Linked DNA regions of Homo sapiens: region 1 is linked to region 2. Evidence: chromatin contacts called from ENCODE Hi-C data. All regions are on one chromosome and are shown on one strand. The core of a region is the stretch at or near the end of the contact, and the rest is flanking DNA. Distances in the headings are between cores, read along the strand shown.

What was found. A loop is a pair of places that touch in the nucleus more often than their neighbours do. Pooled maps may share reads with other maps.
Region 1: a loop to region 2 is called in a map of PC-9, with 4 times the contacts of the local background. The contact joins the enhancer-like site here to the promoter of MBOAT2 in region 2. A Hi-C loop is called at or near these places in 1 of 168 maps with a recorded cell type or tissue (PC-9) and 5 of 50 pooled maps.

What each region holds. Positions count from the first base shown.
Region 1 is chr2:9,335,524-9,339,247 of GRCh38, forward strand. All of the region lies in intron 9 of ASAP2 (ArfGAP with SH3 domain, ankyrin repeat and PH domain 2), which reads left to right. Among named protein-coding and RNA genes, the nearest start is that of ITGB1BP1, 86 kb to the right of the region's middle. Within about 2 kb of position 1,653, at least 11 of the 41 ENCODE cell types and tissues checked have a DNase peak (open chromatin) inside an H3K27ac peak, as active enhancers do; they include PC-9, where a contact is called at or near this core.
Region 2 is chr2:9,002,190-9,006,314 of GRCh38, forward strand. MBOAT2 (membrane bound glycerophospholipid O-acyltransferase 2) reads right to left here and starts at 1,495. Exons shown (of 13, transcript NM_138799.4): 1 at 1,351-1,495. The coding sequence starts at 1,425. It overlaps LOC124907728 (a long non-coding RNA gene), which reads left to right and starts at 1,887. Exons shown (of 2, transcript XR_007086199.1): 1 at 1,887-1,939; 2 at 3,280-4,125. RefSeq lists an enhancer at 152-806 and silencers at 571-865, 1,409-1,868.

The sequences.
Region 1 (3,724 bases), core at 403-2,902, 330 kb after region 2:
CCCTGACATACGTGGACTCTGCCCCTTTAGGCCTAGGCACGTAGCAGGGGACCAGCTGGGGCTCTGCCAGCCCTGAGATTGTGTTCTATAAAATATGAGGCATGAGCTTTTCTTACAGCTGCCTCCATCATGACAGGCAGAAATCCTTAGTTCTCTTACTTCCCCTCTTTCTGTAATGACGTCTCTGTGTGCTAACACGTCAGCAGGGACAGTTTGTGTTGTGGGGACTTGTTTTTAAAAAGCCATTAAAAAGTAAGTTTTAAAGATAATTTTACTATATTTTCACTACAATGTGGGTATCATAATGTGAATTTAGTATAAATCCATTTCCTTGTTAATAAAAGGAATGTATCTAAACATATATCTAGTGATTTTAGAGAAATTGCTAAACTACTTGACAGCATAAAGTTCCCTGTTGGCAGTTTGGTGAGCTCTATTTTATTGTAAGTTCTTGTACTATAACTGAATATTGTTGTTTTTCTCCCAAATGCGTTTACCTTTTGTGACCGAAGTCTAGGAGAGTAAGTAGTTCAGTATTTTAATAAATTGCAGAATTTTGCATGTTTTATTCGTGAACATACATATATATATTCCTTTTATATATTAATGGTTAGTAGCATTTTTTATTTTAACCCCTCACCTTTCATTGTTGTAGACTTTATTAAAGGCTGAAGAGTTTGCATAAATATTAGGGAAGTGGACATTTTCTGGGTTTACAGTTTACACTTTTGCTGCTGTTCCTTTATGAAGATGAAGCAGGTCCCTCCCTCCCTCCCTTTCTCTCCCCTGAGTGGCTGAATTCTACACATCTCTCTAGTCCCTCTGAAGCCCCACCTCTGGAGCGCTGCCTCTGATCACCCCAGCCCACAGTGATCTGAGTTCACAGAGCACATCCTGTTTGAATGCCCCATTTGAATCACAGCCTATTCCTCTTTTTGAGTGTTGGTTGTGCCTTAAGTGCACAGATGGCTTTTCACCAGCTGGACCTCGAGCAGCCTGAGGATGCCACCCTGCCTTCTGAGCCATTCTTCCATCACACTGTAGTGCCACAGCGCTCATTTAGTAGGATTTTGGTAAACATGGGTCAACTAAGTGAGACACTGGCAGAGCAAGGTTATATTTAGTGCTAGAAAGGACCTACAACATGGTGACTTCCTCCTAGTCTAGAGAATGTAGGCCCTGACGCTTTGATATTCCCAATAAGCAAAAAAAGGAAAAAAAACTTGGCGTAAGGAGAAAATAGTGGGCTAGCGGTAACGAGGAGGAGGTAGTGCGAGGGCAGGAGCCAGAATGCCGTCCAAGGTGGCTGCTCCCCAGCGCACCGTTGGAAATGATCGAGAACTGCCTTTGTCTAAGAAGGAAGATCCAACCCATGAAGCAAAGCTCAGGTTTAAAATAAGGCAGAGCAGCTGCTGGGGCCAAATGGCCCTCTGGGCACAGTGCAAAGGCTGTGTTTGCTTTGCCTGTGCAGAATTAGGAGGTTTGGGAAAACGGGCTGTTGTGAGAGAACTGGTTATTTACAGCTTCGCAGGAAAGTAATAACAAATTTACCAGCACAGACCAGAAGTTCTTTATAGTTTGTTGTTTTTTGTTAACCAGCCCATCTGCCCCTGATTGCACAGAGGGATCAAATGAACCTCCTTTACTATTCTTCTTTGGCTGTCTGCCCAGTTGGCTCCTTGTCAAGACCTAACTCAACAGTCTCCTAGTTGTGGGCGTGTTGTGTTTTCTGTGTATCATGCTCTGCGTTGCTTTTAGGTGATGGCATTCAGCAAGTTGGACAATCTTTGAACACAGTTGCAAGTAATAAGCAGATGTGAAAATGCTAAATTTTCTGTTTTAAAATGATTTTTATGATGGGGGTTCCATCTTGTATACCTCAAATTTGCAATAAGAATTGATCATTTGGTCATTATTGTTTAGGCCGTCATTCCCTTTGGTTGGATTTTCTTCTGTGACTTAGACAACTGAAGGTGTTAAGAGGATTTTTATTCAGTGTTATAAAAATTCTAACCCTCCCTGTGTAATAACAGTTGATAGAAATTAAGTAACATGCCCCAAAGAAACTGCCTTGATGGTTGGTAGAAGCCAGTGCTCCTCATTCTCTTCCTGTAAATCCCAAGCATCAGTTATTGAAGGAATGAAGAGTGGCCATTCCAGTGTGGTAGCTTCGTGCTGCTGTTTCCTTGTGACCCTGCAGCTTTGTTTTAGTGTGGAGCTTGTGCCGTTCTGGTCCCGGTGACCTCACACCTCCCAATCACTGGCCATTCATGTTTTGTTCTTGATATTTTCTGCTCTCTGTAAGGAGAATACTACTCTTTGGTATTTCCATTATTTTTCTTTGTGAAGGTTTTCATACTTGGAGAAAAGTTGAAAAATTGTGCAGTGACCACCCATAGTGCAATATTATACAATGAGGATCGAACTATGTACCATAGTGTTTGATTTTTGGAGAAGATCCTATTTACACAGTTAAACTCGTTGGCACTGCTCATCTTTGGTTGAGCTCTCTCCCCGTCAGCCTCGCCTCCTGCCTTCCCCATCCCACGTCGTCCATCCGATGGTGTTCTGCCAGGATGGACCCTGTTGGGGTGCTGGCGGAGTCCCAAAGCCTCATCACTTGTGTGCAGGCTCTCTCTGCTGTTTGATGTGGAGAACCCAGACTTGTGTGCTTCTATGGGGAGGATCAGGCTCTGGGGCATGGTCTCACAGGTCTGAGTGCTGAAACCACCATGGTTTTCCACTCTGCAGATCTCAAGTATGGTTGCTCTCTCTCTCTCTCTCTGTCTGTCTGTGTCTGTCTATCTCTCTCTGTCTGTCTCTATCTCTCTCTCTCTCTCTTTCTCTTGCTCCCTCTTTTTCAAGCATCCTGTCTAGTAGGATGTGATAGAACAGTTTGTGCCACCCAGGCAGCCAAGGTCCACCACAGCCATAATTTTCTTCTGCCTCTGGGTTCGCGTATCTTACATGCCCAAATCTGGCCTTCATCACAGAGATCTCTGCCAGGGGCCACCTGCCTGCCTCTCCTGCCAAGCTGCTAGGTAGCCTGGCTCTGGCCTCCATGTCACCCTCAGTGGAGGACTCGTTTGTTGATTCACACATCCAGCTACCCTTTCTTCCACTGTTACCCTAAGCCAGCACTCCACAAACACAACAGAACAAGATGGATCAGGTTATCATCTCTTCAGGGGATCATGCTCTGGGGGTGGGGACAGAGAAGCAATTGGGGTGCAGTGTAATGAGAGCACTCGTGGACATCAGCTCCAGGAAGCAGTGTCTGCCCAGTGCGGGCTGGGCAGGTGCCATCAGGGATGACTTCCCAAAGGCTGTGATACCTGGGATGGAGCTTAGAAGGATGATTAGGAGTTGGCAGGCCAGGCATGGTGGCTCACAGCTATAGTCCCAGCACTTTGGGAGGCCAAGGCAGGTGGATTGCTTGAGTCCAGGAGTTCAAGACCATCCTGGCCAACATAGTGAGATTCCATCTCTACCAAAAGTCAAAAAAATTGGCCAGTTGTAGTGACATGCACGTGTAGTCCCAGCTACCCGGGAGGCTGAGGTGAGAGGATCCCTTGAGCCTGGGAGGTGGAGGTTGCAGTGAGCCAAAATCGCACTGCTGCACTCCAGCCTGGGCAGCAGAGCATGACCTCATCTCCAAAACAAAAACAAAAAACTGGGGACGGGGCAGGAGTTAGCAGAGTCCCAGCAGGTGAGGCTGGTGGAG
Region 2 (4,125 bases), core at 245-2,744:
ATTAGCAAGACACCCATTAGAACTCTTGTTCAAGACAGGTGGGGGATAGGTACTTTACTATTAACCAGAAGTTATGACCGCGATGTGGAATTTCAACAGAAGCCACAATTGTTTAACACTCCTTCGACATACTTAAGGCGATTTTATTTAAAACAGTAAAGCACAAAGCAGCTAGTATCCTAATGTCAGGTTTCCAGCTTGCTGCTATGGAAAGCCGTCTGGACAAGAAGGAATCCCGTATTGAAGTGAAATCCCTGAAGACTAAATGACAGCAGCACCTTCAAGTTCAAGACAGTGAACCAGTATCCCGTGTGAAGTCCAAACACTTCCAGGTTAAGTACACTTGAAATAACTGTAAGCAAAATTTCCAAAGTTAACTACCTTTAGCCTGGGGCTAGAGCAATCACCTAACTATACACCCCCGCCCCCCAGCCCCCGCCTCATTAACAACTTCCCTAAATCTCACTGTCACAACAAAATACTTCCAAACTTTCTTTTCTCAGTAAAAATGGCGCTGCTTTTCCCATCACAATGCTGTTTATTTCTCAGTAATCGTTAGGCCCTTTAAACCATCAAACTCGATTGGCCTCATTTAAATACCACCCTTCCCTAGACACTGTCAAGAGCTTTTCTGAGGGCTGGGCAAGGAGGTAAAGTGGCTGCATCAATCTACAAGGTTGCCACTTTGTCAGCAAGAATCCTGGGATTAACTCCGACTTTTCTTCATAACCTGTCTGCCTTCCCACAAACTGTTGCCTCTGTCTCTCTTAAGCCACAATCCAACGCAAACTGTCCCCAAAGTGCAGTAGCGCTTAAGCCTCTCCGGGCCCCTAGCACCCATCGACGCCGTCTCTAAGGCACCCAGCACACCCAGACCCATGCATCAGCCTCTCCGGGGGTCGCTCAGAGGCGCGCGCGGGGCAGGCAGCACCACGCCAGGCTCCCCAAAGCGCAGCCTTCCGCACCCTTTCCACAACCCGGTCCATGCGCACCGGGGGCTGCTCCGGGACCCGACCACCGGATCCGAGCGCCGCTGCCGCGAAGGGCAGGGACCGCATGCACACCCGCACGCCCATACGACCACCCTCCCCGGGGGCTGTCGCCGGCAACAACGCCCGGCCCACCTCCCGCTCGGCCCGGGGATGGCGGGCTGGGGGCGCACCCAGGAGGGAGGGGGCTCTGGGACAATAACCGGCTTGTTGCCCCCTCCCTTCCAGGGAGCGGCGGGTAGGGGGGCACCGGGCGCCCGGCCCCAGCCCCCACCCTCCTCCCGGGCCCCCGGTCGGGTGGCACCGCGGCGGGGAGGGGCGGCGAGGGCGCGACGCCCGGCGCCAGGGCGCCTCGGGGTACCTGGTCGATGGGCAGCTGCACGGCGTTGCTGAGGGGCTGCAGCAGGGTGGAGCCCGTGGTGCTGGTGGTGGCCATGGCCGGGCCTCGGCGCTCCGGCCGCCCGCGCCGCTCGCCCGCTCGCGCTGTGCCGGGCGACGACGAGGATGGGGATGCAGCGGCGCGCCCGCCCCTGGGCCGCCCGCGGTCGGAGCTCTGCGCGGGGAAGGCCGGGGAGGGGCCGGGGGCGGTGCCCGGCTCGCACCTCCCCCTCCGCCGCCACCTCCTCCCGCGCCCGCCGCCCCCGACCGCCCTGCACAGGCGCGGCCCGTCCTGCCGTCGCCCCCGTCGTCCCCGCCCCGGCGCCCCAGCCGCATCCCCCGCCCCCGACTTCCAGCAGCTTCCAGCGGCCCCCTCCCCACCTCGCGCGCTCTCGCTCCAGACAGCTGCGCGACCCAATCGCGGCGCGACGCCCTGACGCCCGCAGCCAATCAGAGAGCGCCGGCCGCGCCACGCCCCTCCCCCGTGCCGAGGACCCGGGCGAGGGCGCCGAGGCGCGGCCCGGGCCGTCGCCGGAGAACGGCTGGCCAGCGTCGTGGGGCGCGCTCCTCGGGTGAGAGCATGGAAGAGCGTCTTTGCCCCTCACTCCTCGGTTTCTCCTCCCTGGAATGTCGCGGCCCCCCACCCCTCTCTGGGAGAGACGGCAGACAACAAAGGGGCCCGGGGTGGCGGCCGGAGGGACGATGTGAGGGACGCCGCCGAGCCAGCGCCAGGGGAAGTTGGGGACGAAGGTGGGGGCTGGGAGGACGACAAACCAAAACAGCGACCTGGCTGAGAAGCCCCTTTGTCTGGGAGAGTGCCGGGTGAAAGCCCAAAGCTGAGAGCAGCCCCGGGGTCTGACGCTTTCGTCACCCTGCAGCCGCACCCGGGCCTTTGGGTGGTGAGAGCTGGGCCTGGGTTCGACGCCCGCGGGCGCAGGGAGACCGGCTCCCCTTTGCTGTGTGAAAGTTTAGTTCTTTGTAGCCAGCCGCCCTCGTTGAAGGCCCCACCTTCTTCCTGAGAAAGTTTCTAAGCATCCCTTCACCCCTTGAGCGCAGGCACCCCCAGACTGTTGAAGTCCGCCAGGTTTACATACCCTGGCGGGTCACGTGTATATATAATCCCCCCAACTTCGTAAAAGTAAGCCATTTGAGTTCCTTTAAAATGCAAACGTCAACTTCTGTTCAGAAGACTTTAAAAGAGGAGAAATGCCACAGCAGTTATGAGGACAAATCAAGACTCAAGGATTTGGCAGTTTAACTTTGGTAGAAATAACTAATGTTTACTGAGAGTTTAACCACAGCTTTAATACTTTTGGTATTTAATCCTCACAATAACCGTGTGAAATAGACACTTTTACACACCCTCCTTCAAGGAAGTTGAGTCACAGAAGAGGTAACTTGCCCAGGGGCACACAGCTGGTAAGTAGATTGGAATCCAAGTAAATCTACATTTAGAGCCGACCTTATCACTAGGCCTTCATCTCTCTCACACTTAACACCCATTCCAGAAACTCCCGTCAGCTATCAGTTATACCATTGGGTTGATGACTAGCTTAGAGTCTTGAATAAGAAGGCAGCACAGATAAAAATACACCTGCCTTAGTAATCAGTCTGTGGGCTTACGTTTGTCTCTCTGAAAAGGAGGCAGTGGAACTCATCAGTGCAATCCCGTCTTGCCTAGAATCCTTTCACTGGTCGACTCAATCCTAGTTTGGTGGATTCTCAGCTGAAATGGAATAGAGGATAAAAGGAAGAGTAAAAAGAACAGGACCTTCATTCCCCCAGGGGAGTGTTCCAGTGGGATTTGTAATCAATTAGAGAGCTGCTTATTACAGTATATTAATCCAAAAACCCAGACCTATTAATATTATATTAGAAAGAAACCATTTTTTTTTCCTTTTCTTCACTTTAGAAAAGTAGAGGAAGCGCACAGGTGGCTGAGCATACAAACTGAAGAAAAAATTGAAATGCCATTTTAAAAACTTGAAAGGTGGGTGTTGGGAACATATTGCAACCTAAAGTAAGCAGCATGGAGATACAATCTCAGAGCTAGAACAAATAATGTCTGCAGAAAGGAGTTTCCTTAAGCTAAATTTTTATTTTAGTCAGACATGACAGAACATAATCTGTATTTGGGGTAACTACATGAAATTATTTAATATCTAGAATGGTTGAGCGCTGTGGCTCATGCCTGTAATCCCAGCAGTGAGCTGTGATCGCACCACTGCACCCCAGCCTGGATGACAGAGTGAGACCCTGTCTCAAAAAAATAAATAGGCCAGGCATGGTGGCTCACGCCTGTAATCCCAGCACTTCTGGGAGGCCAAGTTTGGTGGATCATTTGAGATCAGGAGTTCCAGACCAGCCAACATGGTGAAACCCCGTCTCTACTAAAAATACAAAAAAAATTAGCCGGGCATGGTGGCAGGCACCTGTAGTCCCAGCTACTCAGGAGGCTGAGGCTGGAGAATTGCTTGAACCCAGAAGGAGGAGGTTGCAGTGAGCCGTGATCACACCACTGCACTCCAGCCTGGGTGACAGAGTGAGACTTTGTCTCAAAAAATATAAAGAAATAAATTATATATATATATAGAGAGAGAGAGAGAGAGAGAGAGAATAGGGAAGATTTTAGCCATCTGGGAAAATTTTGCTGTGTCAGAGTTACAAAACTATAGGTAAAATATAGTATAGTAGTAATAATAGCTTAGATTTTGGAATCAAACACACCTAGTCTCTTCCATTTATTAGCAGCAAGATA